Linked DNA regions of Homo sapiens: region 1 is linked to region 2. Evidence: read pairs that join two places in POLR2A ChIA-PET (ENCODE). Cell type or tissue: A673. All regions are shown on one strand. Each heading gives the region's core, and the rest is flanking DNA. Links, peaks and the distances in the headings are about the cores only.

Region 1 (7,923 bases), core at 2,464-6,463, 150 kb before region 2:
ATTACTTTATCCTGTTGTGTACACAGGATACAGAAAAATTTTCATCCAGGCTGGGTGCAGTGGCTCGCGCCTGTAATCCCAGCATTTTGGGAGGCTGAGGCGGGTGGATCACCTGGGGATCCACCCAGGCTTTTAGAGTGATTCCTCTATTAGTCTTTTCAGACTGCCATAACAAAATACCACAAACTGGGTGACTTAAATGCCAGAAATTAATTTTCTCACAGTTCTGGAGGCTAAAATTCCAAGATCAAGGTGTTAGCAAATTAAATTTCTCCTGAGGCCCCTCTCCTTAGCTTGCAGATGGCCACCTTCTCACTGTGTCCTCACGTGGTCTTCCCACTGTGTGTGTACCTCTGTGGTTTCTCTTCATGTGTCCAAATTCCTTCTTATTAAGATACCAGTCAGATTGGACTGGGGCGCACCCTAACAGCTTCATTTTAACTTACCTTTCAAAGGCCTTACCTCTACAAATACAGTTCCATTTTGAGGACTAGGGGTTAGGACTTCAACATATAAATTTTTGAGGGATGTAGTTCATCCCATACCATTCTCCCTGCAAGCTACCAAAGTCTAGTTAATATGTATACCATTTGACTCGGCAATTCCTGTTTTAGATGTTTGTCCTAGAAAAATAACCAGTACATATATCAAAAGATTTTTTGTTTTGTTTTGTTTTGTTTGAGATGGAGCCTTGCTCTGTTGCCCAGGCTACAGTACAATGGCATGATCTTGGCTCATGCAACCTCCGCTCCTGGATTCAAGCAATTCTTCTGCCTCAGCCTCCCAAGTAGCTGGGATTACAGGCACCCGCCACTGCGCCCAGCTAATTCTTGTATTTTTTTTTTTTTTTAGTAGAGATGGGGTTGTCGCCATGTTGCCCAGGCTGATCTCAAACTCCTGACCACTCCGCCTCCTCTGCCTCCCAAAGTGCTGGGATTACAGGCATGAGCCACCATGCCCGGTGTCAAAAGGTATTTATATAAGGATGCTCACTATAGCACTGATTGAAACAGCAAAAATAGTAAATAACCTAATTGTCCATTAATAGGACAGTTGTATCATAAATTGCAGTTCAATCATATAAATAGAACACTAGGCCTGAAAAGATGTCCATGGTAAGTCAAAAACCTCAAGTTGTAGAAAACTGTATATAGTCTGAACTCATGTTTAAAAATTATATCGTGGCCAGGTGCCATGGCTCACGCCTGTAATTCCAGCACTTTGGGAGACCAAGGCAGGCGGATCTCGAGGTCAGAAGTTCGACATCTGCCTGGTCAAGATGGTGAAACCCCGTCTCTACTAAAAATACAAAAGTTAGCCAGGCGCAGTGGCGGGCACCTGTAATCCCAGCTACTTGGGAGGCAGGAGAATCACTTGAACCCGGGAGGCAGAGGTTGCAGTGAGCTGAGATCATGCCACTGCACTCCAGCCTGGGTGACAGAGTGAGACTCCATTTATAAAAAGAAAGAAAAGTTGTCATCCAGTTTGACATTATCTTATAATGTCATTCAAAGTTCATTACTGTATTTCCTCAGCAAATAAACTACCACCTGTAAATTTTAAAATATATATTAATGTGTCTGGTAGCCATTAGTCAGAAGTATTTGCTAGGACAATTTTGGACTCACAAGTGATACACTGATAAGTAGAAGAAAATTCCGTGGTCTTGAGCTCTCAGTGTTGGTGAGGTGAAGAGTACCAGGAGAGCCACTCTTGTTGACTCTGTTTATTGTAGGGTAGGGTGGTGCTGGTATTTGGAATACTAATAAAGCAGTGACTGGGTCTATCACTTCAGTTATCAAAAGAAAGAGGCTTTGATGGGTTGTGACCACTGATGACTGTCTTTGTGAGAAGCGTACACATACTTATTGTTCCCTGTGAAAAATGAGGACTTTGTATACATAGGCCTGTACAGTGGTATGAAAAGTACTTCTAGAGAATCTCTGAAGCAGCAGAACTCTTGATCAGCTCATCTCCCAAAATCTTATCATTTCCTTCAGATAGCAATAGGAGCAGTTTGAATGTGCTACAGCCTATCTACAAGTGTGATTTCTGGGAATTCGGTTTATCTTCCAAATCTTTCCTATCTCCAGCTCTTGATATCACTTTTATTCTTGTAAGTACCTCATCTTTGTTCAAACGCAATAGGTCCCAAAAGTACAATGTTTTCATCTGTCTTCAGACATGTATTCCTGAATGGGAATGGAGATGAAGAGCATGAGGCTGGTAGTCCCCTCCTAAGGGACTGGAAAAGAAACAGATATAATCAGGAAGGCTGTGGGCACAAAGAGAAACCTGCCAATTTCCCTATGTTGCCTGAGACATAATGCTGGAAATCAAGAGAACCTATCAGTCACTGGGAGTTTATTTCACCTACTAGTGAGGGGAGTGTGGAAATAGCCAGATGCCTGAAGCCTTACATGAGCAGAACCCCTTATACTCCAATGGTCTCCCTAGCTATTGCCCTGGGCGAGCCTGATGACCCTTTGCCCCAGTCCTTGTAGGCACCATGGAGGGGCAGAAAGAGAGGGGCTTTGCAGTTAGAATAGAGTTAAGCTCAAATCACAACTCAGCCACTTACTGGCTGTCTGACTTTGGGCAAATCAACCTGTCTCACAGGGCTAATTATAAAGAATCAATGAGATGACGTGAGTAAGAGCTTCACACAGTGCCTGCTACACAACTGGGACAAAATATACAGTAGATCTTTTCAGGATCCTTGCTTAGCACTCCACCGGAACCAAAGCCCAGCCTTGAACCTAAACCCTGGCAGCTCTGAGTTCTGACCCCTTGCCTAAATCCTGCTGAATTCTCTCTCTAGATTTGGACCCTGTTTTCAGATTCCTTCCGGCACCAGGATGCAGCTTCAGACAAATATCCTGCCTGCTTACACCTGCCAACTACACTCCAAGTTGAAGGCCAGCTTAAGTCAGACTAGAGTCTCTTGGGCACCTTAGACTTAATGACTTAGACCAGTGGTTCTCAGCCTTTTCTGGGACTACCTCAAATTTAAATCCCTCTGTTGGCAGGGCCTGGGAATCTGCATTTAAAAAATTTTGTTTTTATTTCCATAGCTTTTTGGGGGAACAGATGGTATTTGGTTACATGGTAAGTTCTTTAGTGGTGATTTGTGAGATTTTGGTGCACCCATCACCCAAGCAGTATACACTGAACCCAATTTGTAGTATTCCTCACAAAATGAAATTTTTTTTATTATGCTTTAAGTTCTAGGGTACATGTGTGCAACATGCAGGTTTGTTACATATGTATATATGTGCCATGTTGGTGTGCTGCACCCATTAACTCATCATTTACATGAGGTATTTCTCCTAATGCTATCCCTCCCCACCTCCCCCCACCCCACGACAGGCTCCAGTATGTGATGTGCCCCACCCTGTGTCCAAGTGTTCTCATTGTTCAATTCCCACCTATGAGTGAGAACATGCGGTGTTTGGTTTTCTGTCCTTGTGATAGTTTGCTCAGAATGATGGTTTCCAGCTTCATCTATGTCCCTACAAAGGACATGAACTCATCCTTTTTTATGGCTGCATAGTATTCCATGGTGTATATGTATCATCTTTTCTTAATCCAGTCTTATCATTGATGGACATTTGGGTTGGGTCCAAGTCTTTGTTATTGTGAATGGTGCCGCAATAAACATACATGTGCATGTGTCTTTATAGTAGCATGATTTATAATCCTTTGGGTATATACCCAGTAATGGGATCACTGGGTCAAATGGTACTTCTAGTTATAGATCCTTGAGGAATCGCCACACTGTCTTCCACAATGGTTGAACTAGTTTACACTCTCACCAACAGTGTAAAAGTGTTCCTATTTCTCCACATCCTCTCCAGCACCTGTTGTTTCCTGACTTTTTAATGATTGCCATTCTAATCTCAAAATAATAAGAGCTATTTATGACAAACCCACAGCCAATATCATACTGAATGGGCAAAAACTGGAAGCATTCCCTTGGAAAACTGGCACAAGACAGGGATGCCCTCTTTCACCACTCCTATTCAACATAATGTTGGAAGTTCTGGCAGGGCAATCAGGCAGGAGAAAGAAATAAAGGGTATTCAATTAGGAAATGAGGAAGTCAAATTGTCCCTGTTTGCAGATGACATGATTGTATGTTTAGAAAACCCCATTGTCTTAGCCCAAAATCTCCTTAAGCTGATAAGCAACTTCAGCAAAGTCTCAGGATATAAAATCGATGTGCAAAAATCACAAGCATTCCTACACACCAAGAACAGACAAACAGCCAAGTCCTGAGTGAACTCCCAAACACAATTGCTTCAAAGAGAATAAAATACCTAGGAATCCAACTTACAAGGGATGTGAAGGACCTCTTCAAGGAGAACTACAAACCACTGCTCAATGAAATAAAAGAGGACACCAACAAATGGAAGAACATTCCATGCTCATGGACAGGAAAAATCAATATTGTGAAAATGGCCATACTGCCCAAGGTAAGTTATAGATTCAATGCCATCCCCATCAAGCTACCAATGACTTTCTTCACAGAATTGGAAAAAACTACTTTAAAGTTCATGTGGAACCAAAAAAGAGCCCACATTGCCAAGAGAATCCTAAGCAAAAAGAACAAAGCTGGAGGCATCGTGCTACCTGACTTCAAACTATACTACAAGGGTACAGTAACCAAAACAGCAAGAGAATCTGCATTTTTAAATATTCTCACTTACTCACTAGAAGTGCCACCTCACTAATTTTTTTTTTTTTTTTTTTTTGAGACAGAGTCTCACTGTCACCCGGGCTGGAGTGCAGTAGCATGCTCTGCAACCTCCGCCTCCTGGGTTCAAGCGATTCTCCTCCCTCAGCCTCCCAAGTAGCTGGGACTACAAGTGCGTGCCAGCATGCCTGGCTACTTTTTTGTATTTTTAGTAGAGATGGGTTTTCACCATGTTAGCCAGGATGGTCTCAATCTCCTGACCTTGTGATCCACCCCGCTCTGCCTCCCAAAGTGCTGGGATTACAGGCGTGAGTCACTGCCCCAGGCCCTCACCTCACTAATCTTCAACCATTTTTGCTTCCTTGCAGAAGTTTCCAGCAAGCTTTATAACCAAGGCCTTGATACCTACTTTGCAGATATTAAGTGCTTAATAGATGTTTATTGAGGAAATAAATGCTTTCTGTTAGATGATATTTTTGTCACGCAAAAATAATTAGGCATGGAATTTATAAAATAATGTTAAAATAATGACACTTACTAGGTGTTCCATAAAGATTGGTTCATGAATGATTAAAACCTGTTGCATTCAGGATGGATGTTGGGAGGAAAACTATTTGGGAGAAGCGTGTGAGTACGGAAGTTCTGTGGGAGCAAATGAAATGACAGCACGTGGAAGAATTTTATGACGCATGAAGGAATATGAGGAACAATAATGATGCTATGCCATCCATAACTTAGGCTCAGTGCATTCTAATTTGTTCTGTTGAAAAGGAAACTTGAGTAAGCAGCTTTTCACAGGTTACAGTGTGTCAACAGGAAGAAGAAAAGAAAGGGGTCTCATTTACCACCAGCTATACAAGCCCCATAAGGAGACTGTCTCCTCTCTCCTTTTATGTTTTTTTACTTCTTATTATGAAACATTTCAAACATATACAAAAGAAGAGAGAAGAGTATGATAAACTCTCATATCCACCACACAGCTTCAACAATTATCAATGTTTTATCTATATTGGACTAACCAAAGTAATGCAAAAGAGGGCTTCTCAGTTTACTCTAAAGATTGTTTGAAAAGCATATGTAAGTAAATGTTCTAGGACTAGTTCAACATTCTTTGGGAAGATTTAGAGATAACATGTACTCCCAGAGCCTATTTACATGTATTTTTCGACATCTGGCTAACAATTCCTCTTTGAGTTAGATGATTACAACATCCCAAACTCTGCACAATCTCCTGATGAGTGTATATAATAGAGTCACTGTACTTGTCTCTAAAAAAAAATTTATTTATTTTCAGAACTTTAGAAAATTGTGGCTGTGTTCCCATATGTGGTACAAAGAACCAGTGAGTCCCATTTGTTGTGGTTCCTGCATTCGATGACTCCAGATGTGCCACCACCGAGCTAGTCTTATGACAACCTAGAAGGCAAATTGGTGAGAAAGCCTGTATTTCTGGGTCCATTGACTGTTTGTACAAAGAATCTTTGAGTGTGAAAATGTATACTCTTAGGGCAAAACATTAGGGAATGATTAGCAGTTTCAGGATGAATACAGGTAATTTCTTGAGCATTATTATTATTTACTTGGTCCAACCATTCATTTAAATGTATGGTGATGTTTCTTAATTACTGGATTTAACTTCTCTACTTTTCTTTCCTTCTTCATGGTAACTGATTTGTATTTTCTACTTTTAGTGCAAGGTCATCCACAAGGTGCTAAGTTGTACTCTGACAGTGGGAACTAAACTCAACGTTAATTAAACCATTGTTTAAAAACATATCCATCATATCATGCTTGTTGAATGTAGTTTCATGTTAAGCCCATTATATTACCTGATATATATTTGTTGAAGGAGCAAGGTTGAGTGACCCCCTTCCAGATACTTTTCTAGTGACTCATATTTTAATATCATATTAATGTGTGGCTTTCATCATATTAAATAAGTCTCAGCTACCAACCACAGTATTTTGGGAGATTCAAAATACATGTTGATAATCTTTCTAACTTTCTGAACTATTGGCTCCTTAACTTGATCTTTGTGACTTTCATCTCATTCTGCCTCAGATCCTCTTTGGTGTAGCCAGACATACCTTAGTTTTCACCATCACCCTCAACTTCTCCACATCTGAGACTGTCAAACGTGAAAAATTTCCTCTGACCACTACCTATCTTTCTATCTCTCCTATAACCTCATACCTTCTGACCCATTCTTCACATCACTAGATCCAGTCCCTTTGCTTTTTCCCCATCCACTAGTCTTCCTGGTTTCACAGGACATCATAAGGCACCTCATGAGTCCTTGGGACAACTTTTCTCACTTTGCCCTCGCCAGCATTCTAATGACTCATCTCACTGTTCTTCTGTCACACCTGTTCTGCTGATTTCCAGCCCTAGTTAAGGAAACCATCTGTATCTTCTTTACCCATTTCTTGGCAGCTGAACATTTCTGGAGAACATACCATAACCAGGCTGACTGACTGCTCTAAAAGTTGTATTGTACAGTTTGTCTTGGAACTCAACAACACTGGACATTCCTTTTCTCATCTCTCATTCATTCACTCTTAAAATAGTTCTATCTGTTGTTTCACTCCTCTGCAGTCTTACCAAATTTCTACATCTACCTCTAACCTCTTTTGCCACCTAATTTACTAGAAGCTGGAGGTCATCTGATAAGAATAACTTATAAATATCATTTTGTCCAAATTATTACCTATTCACTTATCTTCCCCCGGTGTCTGAAGAAGAATTTTTGTGATTTTGTTCTAAAGCCAGTGTTTTCATCTACCCTTTTTCTCTCTTCCCTTCCCATGTCCTCTTTGACTTTGCTCTATCAATCATCTCTTCTTCGAGTCCTCCCCTTAATAACTGCAAACCGTTTCTCTCCTGCCCTAAGGAGACTCTCCCTGGAGTCTAATTTCCATTCTTTGTATTTCTGTCTCTCTCTTTTTCTTCTTCATCCACAAACTTCATCCATCTTGGTTTCTTCCCCCACTTAATCCTAAGCACCTTCAGCCTCTGCAAAGTTCAAAAGCCAAAATCCTCTTCTTAGACCTTCTGCTGAAATTCTGGTTTCAGCAGAATTTGACAACATGGACCACGCTTTTCTCACTAGAACCCTCATCTCCACTGGAATTCATGTTGCATTCTCCTCTCCTCCTCCCTCATGAACTGCTTCTGTGTAGTTTCCTTTCAGGATTCCTCTTCTCCCCCTTTAGAATAGGCCGGTTACA
Region 2 (7,684 bases), core at 1-4,000:
CTGAAGTCTTAAAGGTCATTTACACCTCTTTCCATTCCAGATGGATATCTCCTAGTTAGATTGAAACCTCATTAGTTTATTTAAAAATCCCTGTGAAAGCCAATTTAATGTATCATGAGAAGGCAGTAAGTTTCTTATGGGATAGCTAAATAAAACAAATATGTGTGGGAGAACTTTATATCACATGAAATACATTATAAAATTATGAATGTGGTAGTGGCCCAGGGGAAAAAATATATATATATGATTATATATATATGATTATATATATGATTTATATATGATTATATATATATGATTATATATATGATTTATATATGATTATATAAAAATTTGTATATTTTTATATAATTATATATAATTATAATATATATTTATATATATAATTTGTATATATTTATATATAATTTATATATTATATATAATTATATATTATATTTATATATTTACATATAAATATAAATATATAATATATATTATATAATTATATATATTTATATGTAAATATAAATATAAAAATATATAATTATATATAAATATATATTATACAATTATATATATAAATATAAAAATATATAAATATATATTATATAATTTATATATATTTATATATAATTTATATATTTATATATTTATATATAATTTATATATTTATATATTATATAATTTATATATTTATATATAATTTATATATTTATATATTTATATATAATTTATATATTTATATATTTATATATAATTTTTATATATAATTTATATATAATATATATATATAATTTATATATTTATATATAATTTATATATATAATTTATATATTTATATAATTTATATATATAATTTATATATTTATATAATTTATATATATAATTTATATATTTTTATATAATTTATATATTTATATATATTTATATATATAATTTATTTATATATATTTATATATTTATATATATAATTTATATATTTATATATATTTATATATGATTAGATAACAGTAGAAGATTAAGAAAACATCAATAAATTATTTTCTGATTTGTTTACTTACAATGATAAAAGTGACATTATCAGGGATGACTGCTTAGTTAAGCGTTTGAAAAGTAAAGTTAGATTTCTATTTATAAATTTCAAGACATGATTGAATATGAACAATCAAATCGTGGAAATACTAAGAAAATGTGGGTGAATATATAACATTGGAGTGAGAGAACACTTTTATGGCAGAATCTTTAAAGATTGCTGAGTATATAATGTTTTGACATAAGTAATTTAAAGGCAAATAATTAGAGCACAAAAGATAGAAAAGGTAATAAATGAAGTCTTAAATTCATTCCAGTAAAAAATAATTTGTATCCAGTAAAAAAAAAAAAAAAGCACTCCAATAGGAAATGGGTAATAAAGATGAAAAAAGGTAGTATCCAGTAGTTAAAACTACCATATTCTTAAGATGATATTTAGTGTTGGTGAAACTGTAGGGGAATGTAAAACAGAATATAGCCTTTCCAGCAAGTATCAGATTTTCAAAATGTGCACAGATCATTCACTGTCATCCTCTTATTCCTAGAATACAAATCAGACTAATGAACATGGCTTACAAAATCCTGAAAGGTTGTGCTCTCGCCTCCTGTCAGTTTGAGCTCCTCCTTAATTCCTGGTTTAGCTAGGCTGCTCTTCCAATTCCTGCACCTTCCAGCCCCGGACTTTTTAAATTGCTGTTCTTTTTGCTGCAAACACACACAGTTTCTTCCTTCTTTGCCTCACTAGCACTAATGACTCATCAGATCTCAGCATAATTGCCAATTCTTTGGGAGGCTTTTCCCTGGAAGCACAGTTTATTACTTTGCCTTTAACACTGTTGCAGTTTACATTTATTTCCTTGTTTCTCTCACCATATAGAAGGGATGAAGTTGGGGAGAACCTGGTATTTAGTTCAGTCCTGGATGAGTGCCAGCAGAAGTTTGAAAGGATGTCATGCATGTGTGAGATTTAGCTTTCCAGATATTCATTGCATTGTTGGTTACTAGGAAAAAAATCAGAATTAGCAGATGTTCAGCAGAGTGAGCTATGGCCACATTTGAACACTGTTTGGGTCCATGATTAGGGATGGCTTATTTCAAGACTGATGTAATTATTGCATCCAGAAGAAAGGTCTGGATTTTAACCTGGGAGCTAAATAGATAAACTATCAAAGCTGGCAGAAATGCCCCATGGGTCAGAGCCTAAAGCCAGGTACAGGGTGGGGAGAGGATGCAGAGTTAATTGTGAGACTGATCAGTTTCATTTCTGTTGGAAGTTGGAGAGAAGATAATTGGAGCTGTAGATCTCACTGGGGGTGGGCAGCATTGTGGGGACACCCCTCTGGAGGAAATGAGCAAGTCCCTGCCTCCTAGCAGCAGGGTGGGGCCTAAGGAGAAAGGTCCTGGTTATAAACTCCTGTGAAGGGATGTCACAGGTTCTAAGAACACTGAAATGCGTGAGCCACTGTTATTTTTCCTACATTGTTAATTCCCTTCTGTTAGCCTCACATTCATTAAGTCTTTGTCAAGAACTACAGCCCAATGTGAGCTGTGTTTTGGATGATTCAGGGAGGGACTGTGTCCATACTGGGGCCAGATGGTACCTAGGTGGCTGGGGTAATCCAAACACTGGTCTCAAGGCCAGATTGTGACTAGTAACAACCAGGATATATGTTTCTGGAATATAAACACTTCTAGGACTTCTTACATTATTATACATTACCATAAAGACTAGACCTACAGTGAGAGGGTCAGATTTATGTTAGATAGGTAAAAGAAAAGGGTGATCTGGAGGGCTGGAGAATTGGAGACATTCACATCATACTTTGGTGACATAATTAGATGCCACAGCTCACCAGTATTGTAACTATTTTCCTTGGCTCTTTCTACCATCGCTATTGAAATTAGGCTTTTCAAATTAGTGGCAGGAAAGGCCATATTTGGAGCTTCAAATACACAGTCCCAGTGGCAGTTCTTGCCTCTGTGTTTTTTTGTTGTTGTTGTTTGCTTGTTTGTTTTGAGACGGAGTCTCACTCTATCGCCCAGGCTGGAGTGCAGTGGCACTATTTCGGCTCACTGCAACCTCTGCCTCAGCCTCCCAAGTAGCTGGGATTACAAGCGCCTGCCAACACGCCCAGCTAATTTTTGTATTTTTAATAGAGATGGGGTTTCACCATTTTGGCCAGGCTGGTCCTGAACTCCTGACCTCCTGATCCACCTGCCTCGGCCTCCCAAAGTGCTGGGATTACAGGCGTGAGCCACTGCGTCCGGCCTTGCCTCACCGTTAAAAGACTACAATATGACGTGATACATCAGCTTTTTCGAAGTCCAGTGTACGTCAGACCCTGAGGCCTGCAGTATCTGGAATGGTGTTGCTGGATGTGCAAAACTGCCAGGCTCTGGCTTGTGGTGTTCTCATCTACCAGATCATTCCTGGGAGGCCCAATTTGGCCAGCTGGCTCACCTCTGCCGGTGGTATTGCTAGCATTGCACATTGGAACTGCAGCTTGGGAAAGTGATAGAAACCAAACACATGGTGGGTACAAAGCAAGTTTGTTGTATTTTATCCACATTAGTATTTTGGATGTTTCAATATTTAAACATTTCAAAAAGCAAAATCAATGATAATACTTCTTGAATGTGTTGTGAACAATGCAAGCCTTTTATTAAAAATTATGGAATATTCGAAAGAAATGTTTTTCTTACAAGAGAGCAGAGAATAATTACTCAGGGTTCCTGTGTCAAAGCCTCTAGGGCCCCTTTACTGTCCAGAATTCTTAGTAAGTGGAAAACCTTTCCCAAGCACAATGAAGTCTCAACCCTGATACGGGCAGGACAGCAAAAGACCTGTCTCCTCTTTCCAGAGCAAACCCCAGTGGTTGCACCTGTCCTCCCATTACACTTTGGGGATAAACCCTGGAGGCCATAGTGTAGGGGACCAGTTTCATGGGTCTTGTTGCCAAAGCTTACTTTTTTGATCCTACTGCTAAATTCTGACCCTTCCTCCAATTGATCTGCTTTCCAAAAAGAGCATACCAACACCTGCACAAACCATTTGATGTGGTGCAGTAAGCTGTTTCATCCAAGTGTTCCAAAGCCATAGGATGAGCAAGGGGGAAAAACTTAGACCTGTATAGGATCTTCCCCCAGGTAGTTACTCTTTCACAGGGGGTGCATGGGAGACAGGCTGCTGTTGTGCCATCCTTTCCATTACATAATGATAACAACTGTTACTTGGAATGCTTTAATGCTTGATGTTATTTATGTTTAAATATTTGCTGTATTCCTGGCTCTGTGCTAAATGCTATGCCTGCATCTTAAAAAATCCTTAAAATAACTCAAGGTAGGTACCATTGTTGCTTCCATTCTCCAGATGGGACACTAAGACTTTAAGAAGTTAAATAGCTCACCTGAAAACACACAGCTAGTAAGTAACACAATGGAGACTTGAACCCAAGTCTATTCTACTCTAGACCATGGACTCCAAGATTAATTAATTATGCAAATAAGGAATGTGGAGAGTTCAGCCTTGAGCAAAGGGAGATTAGCTTGTTTTGCACCAACTCTTCTGCTGAGGAAAGGACAAAAGCCAGAATATACATACCTATTCAGGGATCAGAGGGCTGTTGAGAAAGCAAGGGCTAATATTCGAGAGACCTACATTTGATACTGTTCGTTTCCCCCTCAAGGGACTTGCTAATTCAAGGGCAGGGGCTGAGAAACTGAACAGAATTTGTAGAAGACTAATGCAGACCAAAAATTAGAGTTGGGGTCCAAGTAGAAGCAGCCCTGGAAAACACCCCAGACTTTCTCGTGGGACCCCAAAGAGCTACTCTTTGATTAAAGGTGAATTGGTTATGGGCCTGTCCTCACAAGGACTGAAGCCCAGCCTCAGATCTAGTGGATAGCCAGAAGCAAAAACAAAGCCCCTCTGAAGGAGGACATGGTCTAATTTCTCAAATTTTCTCTATTAATTGTTTTCAAAGTCTGCTTAAGAAATAGGAATGCAAAAACACAAGATTCGACCAACAATGAGAAAGTGAACAATAGAAACAGACCTCCAGGAAATTCACGTAGTTAACATTATCTGACCGGTGTCTTACAATAACTATGATTAAAATGTTCATGAATTAAATGACCAAATGGAACAACTTCAGGAGAGAACTGGACACTATGTTTAAAATTCTAGAATTGAAAAATAATATAACAATTTAAGAAATCAGTAGATGGCTCTGATAGACACAACTTAAGAGATAGGTAATGAAATGAAAGATAAGAAAATATCCAGACTGGTGCTGGGGGTAAATAGGAAGACAACTATTCGAAGAGTTAATGGTTAAGGTTGTTCCCAAATTAATGAAAGACATTAAGCCACATAAATAAGAAATGCTGTTGACCTCTAAGCAGGATAAGTTACAATGAAAGTTATACTTAATTACTTCATAGTAAAACTACTGGAAAACAAAGACTAATTTTAAAAGTAGCCAGAGGAAAAATATATATTACTTTCAAAGGAGCAACAGCAAGCCTTGAGAGGGAATTTTCAGCAGAAGTAATGATAGTGGAAAATGGAATGGTGTTTTCAAAGAGCTTCAAGAAAATAATAGTCAACCTAGAAGACTATGAGGCAAAAATATCCTTCCAAAGACACGTCCAGACAAAGGAAAATAGAATTTGCCACCAATGAAAAGTACCAAAAGTATGAAAGGAAAGTACTAAAGGGTGTTGTTGGAGCAGAAGGAAAATGATCACTGACCACAGCTGGAGGTGCAGAAAGGCATTGAAAGGCAATGGAAAGGGTAAGTATGTGTATAAAACTAAATAAATATTGAATGTGTGAAACAACTTTTTACTTTCTGGGGTCTTAAATATATAAAGAACTAAAATACATCACCAAGAGAAGCACGTTAAGTGTGGAGGGAGGTAAATGTAGGGGTCCCCAACATTTCTGGCACCAGAGACCAGTTTTGTGGAAGATAATTTTTTCCCAGACAGTGGGTGGAGGGGTGGAGGGATTGGGAGCATGGTGTTGGGATGACACTGTCCCACCTTAAATCATCAGGCATTAGATTCTCATAAGGAGTGCACAACCTAGATCCCTCACATGCACAGTTCACAATAGGGTTAGCGCTCCTATGAGAATCTAATGCTGCTGTTGGTCTGACAGGAGGTGGAGCTCAGGCGGTAATGCTTGCTGGCTTGCCACCCATCTCTTGCTGTGCAGCCCAGTTCCTGACAGGCCACTGACCAGTACTGGTTCACAGCCTGGGGACTGTGGACCCCTGGGTAAATGGAATTAAAGTATTCTGAAGTCCTTGAATTGTCTTGAAAGTGAAAATGGTGGAGGCACTGATTTATATTAGAAATTAATAAATCAGGGGTACATGTTTCAGTTTCTACGGTATTTTGTAAAAGAATAAGAGTATGTAAAACTAACAAGATAACAGAAGGAGAATATGAAATAAAATAATCCAAAGGAAGGCAAAAAGAAAAAAAGGCGCATAGAACAGATGGGAACAAATAGAAAACAAACACCCACATGCATCAATCTCTACATCAAGCATATGTGGACTAAATATTCCAATTCAAAGGCAATATTATTATCACCCTGGATAAAGAACAAATATAATTCTCTGAGACTTAAAAACAACATACCTTAAACAAGGATACAGAAAGATGGAAAGTAAAAGGATGGAAAAAGGACTATCATGCAAGTATTAACCAAAAGGAAGCTGGTGTATTTAGTACACGAAGTGAACTTTCAGGTATTACCAGAGTATGAAGGATATTTCATAATGATAAAGGGCTTGCTTTACCAGTACTATACCGATGGCTGAGGTATTTGGGCTGTCTGTGAGGCTCAGATGGGCTGCCTGTGGCCCTGCCTCACCTTGGAGATGGCCCAGGAAGCTAACTGAGACTTGGAGTTGGTCGAAGAGGAGCCAGACTCTAAATATTTGAAGATTGTGTGCGTATGTGTGTGTGTGTTTAGGGGAAAACATGAGAGGTAGAGTACTATTCAAAAGGACAAGAAGTGGAACATTTTCTTTTATAAATCAAATAAATGGTGGCTCTGAGCCTTCCCCCACCTCCTGCCTTTTTTGGGTCCAGATTGCTAAGAAATGTTATTAATGATAGCTCACACTTACGACATTATTGCCTTCTAAGTGCTTTGTAGGTATTAATTTATTTAATCCTCACAACAGCCTTAGGAGACAGGCATCATCACTACCATCGCCATTTTACAGATGGAAAAACCAGCAACCATCAGAGCTGGTATTCAAAATAAGCCAATTCAGATTCCGAGTCCCGGCTCCTAACCATGGAGTGGCCTCAGGGTTTTATAGTTTGTCCGGCTCTTTGGATGAACATCACACCTCATGGAGGAGAGTCCCTTCCATTTTAACGGCTCCAGGTTGTCATGGAAATCCTCTGTATACAAGAGGGTAAGGAGGAGGATGAGAAGCAATACATGCTTATTGGGACTTTCTATCATCCCAGGACTTATCCAGGTACATTATAACAATGTTGAATACAGTATTAGTCCCATTTTAACTATGAGGAAAATAAGGTTTGGACTGTCAGAGACAGAGCAAGACACATTGGTAAGGGCAGACAAGGGATTCATCTGACTCCAATGCCTCTTCCTTGGTAAACCAGACTGGCTTGTCAC

Evidence for each region. Peaks named below come from ENCODE experiments on the same cell type or tissue, not always from the same donor. Only the 100,000 strongest peaks of a DNase experiment are listed, where the experiment ranks them.
Region 1: POLR2A ChIA-PET joins it to region 2 with 11 read pairs; 2 of 35 experiments call an interaction of 5 or more read pairs at or near these places.

Annotation. Positions count from the first base shown.
Region 1 is chr7:35,779,413-35,787,335 of GRCh38, reverse strand. It overlaps SEPTIN7-DT (SEPTIN7 divergent transcript), which reads left to right. Exons shown (of 5, transcript NR_120512.1): 3 at 5,991-6,127. Among named protein-coding and RNA genes, the nearest start is that of SEPTIN7-DT, 17 kb to the left of the region's middle. In A673, for the core only: no CTCF peak of the experiment used is centred there; no DNase peak of the experiment used is centred there.
Region 2 is chr7:35,624,891-35,632,574 of GRCh38, reverse strand. LOC101928421 (a long non-coding RNA gene) reads left to right here and starts at 950. Exons shown (of 5, transcript XR_007060285.1): 1 at 950-7,684. In A673, for the core only: no CTCF peak of the experiment used is centred there; a DNase peak (open chromatin) is centred at 1,864.